2 separate regions of the Mus musculus genome follow, and region 1 is linked to region 2. The links are chromatin loops, found by intact Hi-C in ENCODE. Cell type or tissue: left cerebral cortex. All regions are shown on one strand. Each heading gives the region's core, and the rest is flanking DNA. Links, peaks and the distances in the headings are about the cores only.

Evidence for each region. Hi-C counts contacts between places; a loop is a spot of excess contacts. Peaks named below come from ENCODE experiments on the same cell type or tissue, not always from the same donor. Only the 100,000 strongest peaks of a DNase experiment are listed, where the experiment ranks them.
Region 1: a loop joins it to region 2, with 6 times the contacts of the local background. A loop is called at or near these places in 9 of 42 quality-filtered maps.

The regions. Positions count from the first base shown.
Region 1 is chr3:27,981,923-27,987,094 of GRCm38, forward strand. All of the region lies in intron 2 of Pld1 (phospholipase D1), which reads left to right. Among named protein-coding and RNA genes, the nearest start is that of Pld1, 46 kb to the left of the region's middle. In left cerebral cortex, for the core only: a CTCF peak has its summit at 683; DNase peaks (open chromatin) are centred at 742 and 2,194; H3K4me3 peaks cover 1,543 bases; H3K27ac peaks cover 492 bases.
Region 2 is chr3:28,037,513-28,042,684 of GRCm38, forward strand. It overlaps Pld1 (phospholipase D1), which reads left to right. Exons shown (of 27, transcript NM_001164056.1): 8 at 2,264-2,322; 9 at 3,673-3,765. Among named protein-coding and RNA genes, the nearest start is that of Pld1, 100 kb to the left of the region's middle. In left cerebral cortex, for the core only: a CTCF peak has its summit at 2,486 (motif pointing left); a DNase peak (open chromatin) is centred at 2,460.

The DNA of each region.
Region 1 (5,172 bases), core at 571-4,570, 56 kb before region 2:
CAGGCTGACATCATACTTTACAGCTGAGAATGGCCTAGAGTTTATGGTCCCTCCTCCTCCTGCCAGCCCCTTCCAAGTACTGGGATTACAGACGAGCTACCACACCCACTGGTCCTTTAGATCAACCCCAGAGCTTTGTAGGTACCAGGCAAGCATGCTATATCCCAAAGCTTAAAGGGAAATACATTTTGTTGGAAAAGATAAATCCTAAAGATAGCTTATTTATTTATTTATTTATTTATTTATTTATTTATTTATTGCTGTAGGGTTTTACTGTGTAACTAGGACTGACCTCAAACTCAGGGTCCCCTGCCTCACCCCGTGGAATGCTTCTGGAATTAGATGTGCCCCCACATCCAGGGAGAAGAAGCTTTAGAGAATGAAGCTATGTCACTAGCTCACCTAGCTGAGTCGGGGGTCTATCTGAGACTTCCTTGGGAATTCGAATGAACTGTTTTTTATGATTTATGTTGGCAAACTCAAGCCACATGAAAGAGATGACTTTAGGTTTAATTGCTTTCTGGCATCGATATTTCCCAGAAATCTACTTTTGTAGGTGAGAACGTTTTAATGATTCCTAACTGCACTTCAGTGTTAAAGGGACTGGCTCTTCCTGTTCTTCCACTGTCAAGCCCTCTCCTTCCCCTGAGGTCTCTTAGAACATTCCAGGCGTCTCCTGTTTCTGCCAGCAGGTGGGGTACTGGCACTTATAAATCCACTGTTACTTGCTCCAGCCTGGTTTTCTTCTCTCAGTGCTGGGATTCTCCTGTCTTCCCTGATTTTTATCTCCAGGAGAAACTGTTGGACTAGGGCCTGGATTAGGGAGATGAAGAGGTGGATGTTAGATCTGAGCTGTCTCTGGGTTTGCCTGCCTGACGTTGTGGCGCTAACAAACACAAATCCCTTATGTGTCATAGGTGTTGAGTAACTTAGCTTTATCATCTAAGTTCTGCTCGGCAGCAAATGAATCAGGTTTTCCTTGCCTTGTTTGAGCCTGTGTTACACTACAGAGGAAATTTAGCTTACTATGTTAAAGTAGATCCGATTTAAGTAAATTAGAACTTTATATAAAAATAGCAAGTCTTTGAAACATTATTCCTGGGGTTGAAAAGTAGGTAACAATTGTATTTATTGTGAGTAGGTTATGTTAAAAGGCTGAGTGAACTGTTTAGGGTTTAGTCACTTGAAAAAAATTATCAATTACTTTTATGTAGAATAAAAACTGAATTTAGTTTGTTTATTTTGAAACCAAGGTATATGATATTAAGAAACAGTAATGATGCATTTGAAAATATCTTTTTAAGGAGATATGGTGGTATATGACTTTAATCTCAGCACTCAGGAGACAGAGGCTGGTAGATCTCTGTAAATTTAAGGCTAGCCTAGTCTACAGAGTGAGTTCCAGGACAGCTAAGGCTGATAACACAGAGAAACTTTGTTTGTTTGTTTGTTTGTTTGTTTGTTTGTTTGCCAGTACACATGTGTCTGAATGTATGTGTTCATGTGGAGGCCAGAGGATGGCACCTGGGAGCCGGTTCTCTCCTTCACCCTGTGGGACCTGGGGCTTGAACTCAGGCCATCAGTCTTGGCAGCAAGCGCCCTTTCTTGCTTAGCCATCATCCTGGCTCCTTGTGGGGAGGATCTTTTTATCCTACAAATATATCTTAAGTGACAAACTGATATAAAGAAAGCTGACTTACAGATTTATAGACAAATCAGACCTGACATTAGGAGGCTCTTTGACAGATTTTTCTTGTGACCTATATTAATATTTGAGCATTTGTAATGAAGTTTTCAGCTTGTTCTATATTATGTAAAAAATGGAAAGCTAGCGACAGTATGAGTCTGACTCTCAGAAACAATAATGCTGTATATCTTATTATACAGTCTGAAGTTACAGTGCTGTATGTTTCAGGATCAGCACCCAACTTAGGCAACACTTATAAAAGTCATTTCATGGCCCCAACGGAGGGGAGACTGTACTGCCCTTGTTTAACGTGAATCAGCCTTTTAGTGCAATGTCTAGGGGACACAAGTGAATGACAGTTCTCTTTGTTTTAAGTGTGTGCTCTGGCTTTCTTCGGCAACCAGTGCAAAACTGAAGCCTTAGCTCTAGTCTGTGTGGCTTTTCTTTTCTCACGGCAGAGTGTCTACTTAGCATATGGGGCGTGGTTTCAAGTTCATTATTGAAGCTTATAGGCTAAAGTGCTCTGTGGGCTTGACCGGCTTGAATTGCCTTTAGGGAGCCTGCCAAAGCTGAGCTTGGGAACAGGACGGCTTCCCCTGTTTATGTGGATTTGTAGGGTAGCCAACTCCCCCCCCCCTCGACTTTCAACTGCTTTGGACATTAGCTTCATAGGAAGAATTCATTCTTTAGAGTAAAATGGAGCACCGCTTTTTGCCAGGGGCCCCAGGTTAGTAACGCTTTGAACTTTCTGTTTTGTGTCAGATTTTCTTTCTGTGCCATCAGGGAGTTGGAGTGTCAGCTAGGAGAAGGCTTGTGCTATTGCTGCGTTAGAAAAGAATACTTTTGATTCTGTTGATCCTGCGGGGCTGGGGAGGGAGGGGGTGGCTACATTTTTCTGACTACGATATTTTTTCTGTCAATCTAAATGGAGCCAAGAGGAAAGAGCGTATTCGTGTTGGAGTCGTGGTTTAAAGGGTTGTAATTGTTTGTAAGCATTTTTTGCTTCCTTTTTTTTTTTTTTTTTTTTGGTAATGACTTTCTCTGTGTCCTCCCAGTATGGCTAGGCAGAACTCTGGTTTTATGCATGGTGATGTTATTTTAGTTTTTGAGCTAAGAGGCGTGTTGTATTCTAGCAAGCCCCACCTCACACTCCACTTGTTGGATATGGTTTTCCCTGGGGCCTGCTCCTCGGAGTTCTAGCTGATCAGATGTCATGTCATTTTTACTTTATAGACTGTCCTGTGAAATACCTACAGAATGACTGATACGGGTGGAGTGTCCAGGTGGGCTCAGAGGGGACCTGGGTCCTCCTGGGCTTGTTGCTGTTTTTATTCAAGTAGCTCCCTAGAATAAGAGGTCACCCTAAAGTACATATGCCCGTAAAATTGGAGTGTGATGTGCAAGACATGAAAGTAGTGTTAATAATAATAATAAAGAAATGAAGTCAATAAAATTAAGAGAATAGCTCCCTCAATTTCCCGGAGTTAAAGAGCTCAGTTCATTTGCCCCGGAGGCATCTGGCAGGAGACCACTCTACAAGACAGGCTCCGTTTGACACTGTTTCAAAGTGTGTACTTCTTGGGAACTGGCTTCTCTTTGCCTTGTATAGGTAAGGTACATCAGTTCAAATGGATAAACGAATATTTTAAAATATGCTAATATATGCTATTGTGTGTCTACTAATGGCTAGTCTCTTCTCTTTTTGACCCAATGGGACAGTCAGTGCATCAGCGTCTGTTTTATCATCTTTTTCATTTAAGTATTTTTAAAGATGGAGGAAAAATGGAGACAGAAGTATTCGTGTGTTCATGTGTTTGTGTGCATGTGTGTGTGTGCGCGTGTGCGTGTGTGCAAGCACATAGTCTTTAAGGTACTAAATTTTAAGGACCTTGTTATTTCCTGTCTCCGCTGAATCTGAAGCTATAAAGTAAAGGCTGTAAGCCATTACAGATTATGACCATGGACTTTACACCCCTAAGATTGGTAGTACAGTTACATTACTGCCCCCACCTCCCCAGATATGCCCTTTAACCTCAAATCTGCCAGGCAGCTTTGCCTTCTCAAAAAGAGACAAAGATTGATCCAGCTTTACTGTACTTTAAGTGTATACCATGTGTACACTCCCACTGCAGACGGCTGTGCTGTTGTCTAATTATTAATTATTAAATGCTTTGGGGAGGCTCAAGAGAGGGTCTCTCTGTGTAGTCCTGGCTATCCTGGAATTCACTATGTAGACCAAGGTGACTTTAAATTCAGGTCCTCCTGCCTCTGCCTCCTGAGTGCTAGGAGTGAAGGTCTGTGGCACCATGTTCACCCAAATGCTATTAATTTAAATCTTTTTTTTTTCAAATTTTTATTAGATATTTTCTTCATTTACATTTCAAATGCTATCCCGAAAGTCCCTTATACCCTCCCCACGCCCTACTCCCCTACCCACCCACTCCCACTTCTTGGCCCTGGTCTTCACCTGTACTGGGGCATATAAAGTTTGCAAGACCAAGAGGCCTTTCTTCCCAATAATGGCCGACTAGGCCATCTTCAGCTACATATGCAGCTAGAGATGTGAGCTCTGGGGGTACTGGTTAGTTCGTATTGTTGTTCCACCTATAGGGTTACAGACATCTTCAGCTCCTTGGATACTTTCTCTAGCTCCTGTGTTCCATCCAATAGATGACTGTGAGCATCCACTTCTGTATTTGCCAGGCACAGGCCTGGCCTCACAAGAGAGAGCTATATCAGGGTCCTTTCAGCAAAATCTTGCTGGCATGTACAATAGTGTCTGGGTTTGGTGGCTGATTATGGGAAGGATCCCCAGGTGGAGTAGTGTCTGGATGGTCCATCCTTTCGTCTTAGCTCCAAACTTTGTCTCTATAATTTCTTCCATAGGTATTTCCCTATTCTAAGGAGGAATGAAGTATCAACACGTTGGTCTTCCTTCTTCTTGATTTTCTTGTGTTTTGCAAATTGTATCGTGGGTATTCTAAGTTTCTTCTAATATCCACTTATCAGTGGGTGCATATCAAGTGACTGCTTTTGTGATTGGGTTACCTCAGTAAGGATGATATCTTCCAGATATATCCATTTGTATGAAGAATTTCATAAATTCGTTGTTTTTAATAGCTGAGTAGTACTCCATTGTGTAAATGTACCACATTTTCTGTATCCATTCCTCTGTTGAGGGACATCTGGGTTCTTTCCAGCTTCTGGCTATTATAAATAAAGCTGCTATGAACATAGTGGAGCATGTGTCCTTATTACAAGTTGGAACATTTTCTGGGTCTATGCCCAGGAGAGGTATTGCTGGATCCTCCGGTAGTACTATGTCTAATTTTCTGAGGAACCGCCAGACTGATTTCCAGAGTGGTTGTACAAGCTTGCAATCCCACCAGCAATGGAGGAGTGTTCCTCTTTCTCCACATCCTCGCCAGCATCTGCTGTCACCTGAATTTTTGATCTTAGCCATTCTGACTAGTGTGAGGTGGAAT
Region 2 (5,172 bases), core at 563-4,562:
TGGGGTGTCTGGAGAGGACTGGACAAAGTCCAGAGGAATGGGTGGGGTCTTTGATCTGCTTCTCCCTCCAGGCCTGGAGTCCAGATGGAATCGAGTGGGCAGAACCGTCTGTCCATGAATGATGGAATAGTGTTACAGCTCTTGGAAGAGGAGTAAAGAGGTTTAGGCGGCTGGCAGGGGCTCTCTGTCCTGGTCTCGAGCCATCTGCAGTAGAGGTGGCAATGTTGAGGCCCTGAGCTCTCATGTGAGCCTCTGTTGTAAGTCATGGGAGCCTTGCCAGGCAGGTGGGTCCAAAGATCTAATGATGGATGCTTTGGTGTGGAGAGCCTCCCCCTAAGTGTAACAACTCAGTGAAAACAGCCCTTCATAAATAGCTTGTGTTCTTTACTCCATGTGGACAGGTTCTATATGAACCTTTGGGAGTGGGATGGGATTTTGGGGATAAATGCCTTTATTGGCTATGTGGCTAAGATGATGGGGATGCTCTGTAGCTGCCCAGAGGCAAAGGATGAACTGGGTTACCTGAAAGGGCAGCTGGAAATGGAAAAGGATGGGTGTGAGAAAAGGATAAGCCAAGGCAAAGGTTGTGATCAAGGCTCAAAGTTTAACAATCAGCACTGTGTTACATAGGGAGAGCCCACAGACCCATCCTTTGTTTCAGCTGGATTATGTTGCAAAGCAAGCTCAGCCTGCAGTCTTCTCCTGTAGGAAATTGCAGGTGCAGCAGGGGGAAGACTCCACATGAGTCATTAAGTTCCAACTGTGGCAGGCACTTAGGTCTATTTAGCCCACTCCAGTCTGGGGGAAGGGCACAATGCTCTAATTTGCATGGGGAAGAATTCCAGGTGCTAGGCTCTGTTGGTGGTCACCAGGTTTTGTGCTGTGAGGCAAGCACGGAAATGGGGAAGGAGTTAGTTCCACTCCTGCAGGTCCCGGGATGAGATTTAAATCTCAAGTTTTGAGATTTCCAAGGTTTGAACATGCTGCACCTTGCCAGTTCCAAGTCAGTTCCTCTGATAGTTATACATGCCCCATAGACAACCAAGTGAAACCCTGTCTCAAAGGGAAGAGACTGGAGGACACAGCGGCAGAGACCCTGCCTGGTGTGTGTGTGAAGATATAGATTCAAGCCCTGGTGCTGGGGAAAATTCTGCTGCACCTGATCCTCCTGAGTCTCTGCAGTCTTCTAGGCCATGTGATTTTCATCCTCCCTTTGTTGTGGAATAGTTGGTCACACTGTGAACCCCAAGATTGTGTTGTTTACTGGAGTAACCTTTTAGTTGTGATGTGGCTCAGCCCTTTAATTCAAGAACTTTCTTGATTATTTCAGGATTAGAAAAAGTCAACCATAGGTCAAGAGGCAGAACAAGCAACCAGTTGACAGGAAGTGAACATAGGATTATTAAGGAAAAACCTTAGAGAGTGAGAGAGAGTCTGGAGGACAGATAGAGACGCACAGGAAGTAGAAGGGAGGGACAGTCAGTTTGAAGGAGGGTTTGGAGAAGGCATGAGAGAAGGGATTGCTTCTGAGACATCAGATGAGGAGGAAGGGCAGCTGGGTGCTTCCTCTGCCTCTCTGAGCTAGCAGGCTTTCACCCCAGCATCTGGGTCCCAACTCGTCTTGGGAAAAAATGGTTGAGATTTTGTTGAAAAGCAACACCCCTTGCTCCTTCTCTCTGAAGCTATCTTTTCCACCCCCTTCACTTTTGCATAGCTCATCTTCTAGCCGCCCCTGTCATCTTCCATGCAGGCTTTGTTTTGTATACATTGTGCCGTGAAACCCTTTCCTCTAATAACAAATGAAAAGGGTTGTGAATAAAGTCCCCCTCCACAGCCTCCAGGGTGTTCTCTCCATCCCAGGATACACAACACTTTCTTGATTGTGTTTTAATTGTATGCATCCTCCTCTTCTTCCTCCTCCTCCTCTTATTTTTTTTTTTTAATCAGAAACAAAATCTCATGTAGCCCAGGCTGACCTTGAACTCAGGTCACTATGTAGTAAGTTCAACCTGATCATCCTCTGTCCATCTCCTAGGTGCTGTATGTCAGGTACACAGTACCAGGCTGGACGCTATGCTTGTACTTAGCACTTTCTCTGTGCAATGCTACTGCTACAGACCCACCTAGTCGGTGGAGTGAACAAACACATTTATGCCTGGTGGCATTTAATACATGGCTTTTGTAACCCATGAATGTCTTCTTTTTCTTCCCTCTGTGGTCTATTTTGTTTTCTAAAGTGTTTTTGTTCTTTTGTTTTGTTTAGACAGAGTTCCTTGATGTAAGCCAGCTGTCCTTCATCCATGATCTGGGACCAAAGGGCCTGTAAGTTCCAGGGCTGGGTTACAAGCAAGTGTAAAGGAGCTGGTGGGTTTGAATGCCTGATGCAGCAGCTGGTGACTCGAGTGGGAGCCAGGCCTTCCTGGGGTTCTCCCACCAGACTTCACACAACTACAGTGAGGTGCTCTTGTGAAACAGAGTGCCCCCTGCAGGAAACAGTGGCTGCAGCTAGCCCATTTTTCTGGTGTGCTGACCCATTGTAACCAACCAGGGGTAATGTTCAATATACATAGTCAGTATCCTCACAGAAGTGAGGGGTCAAATACACAAGATGCCTTCTCCCAATCACTTCTTCAATCTGTTTGCAATTCCTCTTGATAGTTACTTAAGAATAATACCTTGTGAAATGTATAAATAAATACACAGGAAGTGTACTCAGTGGCTATTTTTCCTTCACAATAATAGGGCTTGCTCATATAAGGAGCTTGCCTTTTTAATGATTTTAAAAATTAATATTAACTATGTATATATGCATGTTTGTGCATGCATACCGTATGCCTCTGCAGAGGTCATAAGAGGGTATCTGTCTGATCCCTGGAGTTGGACTCATAGATGCTGTGAGCTGACCAATGTGGCTTTTCTCCCAGTGCAAAAGTTTTCTTACCCTCTGAACTGTTGCTCCAGCCCCAGAGCTTACTCACTCTTTTAATTTTAGCTAAGAGCAATGCTAGTAGTTGTTTTAAAATTGTTTTTCTTTTCTTAAATTATTATTATTGTACATCTTTTGAAATCAAGATATTAGGCGTTGTTTTGAGTTAGGGTCTCATGTAGCCCAGGTTTGCCTGGAATTCGTTTATGTAGCTGAGAGCAACCTTAAAAAATTGATTTTCCTATCTCTACCACCCAAATTCTGGGATGCTAGGCATATGCTACCATGCCAAGCTAAAATTGTCACCATTTCCATAGCCCTTAGCTCTGGTCTGCTTTCTTCATATGGTTTGGTTGATAGAGATGTGCATGAAGTCATGTGAAAATGTGCTGGACTCAGGGTGGGGGTGGGGCCTACTCCACTTCTCTGCTGCAGTCACAGGGGCTGCAGGCAGGACTTAGCATTAAGGTCAGGAGCCAGGGTGCAAAGCTCCTACTGTATTGGCAAAATCCCTGGTCCACAAATGCAGAAAGGGCTACATTTGACAGAGGGCCTGTAAGAGCCTCTGCTGATGTGCCCAGGCTGACAAAGAGCAGTAAGCAAGTGGAAGGTGCCGATCGGGAGGGGAGAGAGGAAGTTATGTGAGAGTCCATGGATGGTGTATATGGTCACTGGCTCTGAGGATGATTGAGCCAAGTGTGAACTGTAAGTGTGAGCATGACGGCCCACTGTGATGTCTCCTTCAGGGAAGGAATGATCATGAAAAGGTCTGGGGGACACAGGATACCAGGTGTGAATTGCTGTGGCCATGGACGAGCCTGCTACCGGTGGTCAAAGAGGTAGGACTGGGACTCAGAGATTGGTTTTGTGTGTCTGGTTAAATAAACCGAGCATTTGGGTGTTTGAATCCTAGCCTTGACCGATTGTTTTGAGATGTAGCCCAGTCTGGACTCAGCCATTATGTGGCCTAGATGAACCTTGAACTTCCTGGTGCTCCTTTCTCCGCTTGCCAAGCGGGGCATAGCAGATGTTCACCACCATGCGCAGCTCCCAGACTCTAGGATGAAATTTTAAAGTGACAGTTTTTTTTCTAACTCGGCTAGCTCCCAAATGATTGAGACAAGACCTTTTGACTTCTTCAATAAGCTTTAAGCACACTAACTGAACAGCTATCCTAATACTCTATACTATCTAGCTACTTTCCCATCCATATGCCCCAAGCTTTTTGCAGTTTGAATTGCCCTGGCTTGTTCTGTTCCATGTGTGTCCCCGTGAGTGGGACAAACTCCCCTGGTGGTTCCTCCGCACGCCCAACCTCATGTTAACCTTTTTCCTCTTGCTCCACCTCATGGCACTTCTTTCCTGGACCTTCACTTGCCCTGTGGCTGACTCTTTCTCCCTGACGCTTCTCTCTCAGGCATCTGGCTGGGATTGGAAGTCCAGCTCTTCTATCTCCTCTGCCCAGTCATTGGCTGTTCAGCCTTTTACTAACGAATCAGAGATAACTGGGGAGCATCCTTCACACCACACTGATACAGCAGATTCTTCAATGTTCGTTACAGTGCGCGTGTCCAGACCGTAACTAGATCTCGGGCACAGAAATCAGCATCTGAATACAGAGAAAAAGACCAACCGCCGACATCACACTCCATCTTGCTGCAGCCGCTTAGAACATAAGCAGTGGTATACAAAAGCCAGAGACTCACACTTGAGTTTTCTTCTTACCCTAAATTGAACAAAACCTTGGGAAGAGGCTGACCGAAGGATATCAGGTTATGAGGAAGCTAGTTACAGAGAAGTTCTCAGGAAGCATTAGCTGGGGAAGATAGCTAGAAAGGACAGAGATGGGATCCCCAGAGGGTCATGAGTAACACAAACTCACCACGCATGCAGGAAGAGGATGGAGTTACAGGCCTTGGCATCTCCAACTGTGGCATCTCCTGGAGGTGGTTGTTCCAGATTCATGTGGCCCTGATGTTCACTCCTATCTTTTGCCTAGGTCATTTGCTAGGAGCCAGTCACAACTTTCTACACCTAAGGTTTACAAACCCAGTGAATACTTTTTCCTCCCCAGAGACTCTCGGCTACCAGACCAGACTGGGTTACTCATTGGCGCTGGTGGCCCCTGACTTTGGCCAGCACCTCTGGTCAACGCACAGTGGCTCCTGACTCTGGCCAGCACCACCTCATTGTATGATTCAGACATGCCAGTGATTATTTATTGAATGAATCAGTCAACGACTGAG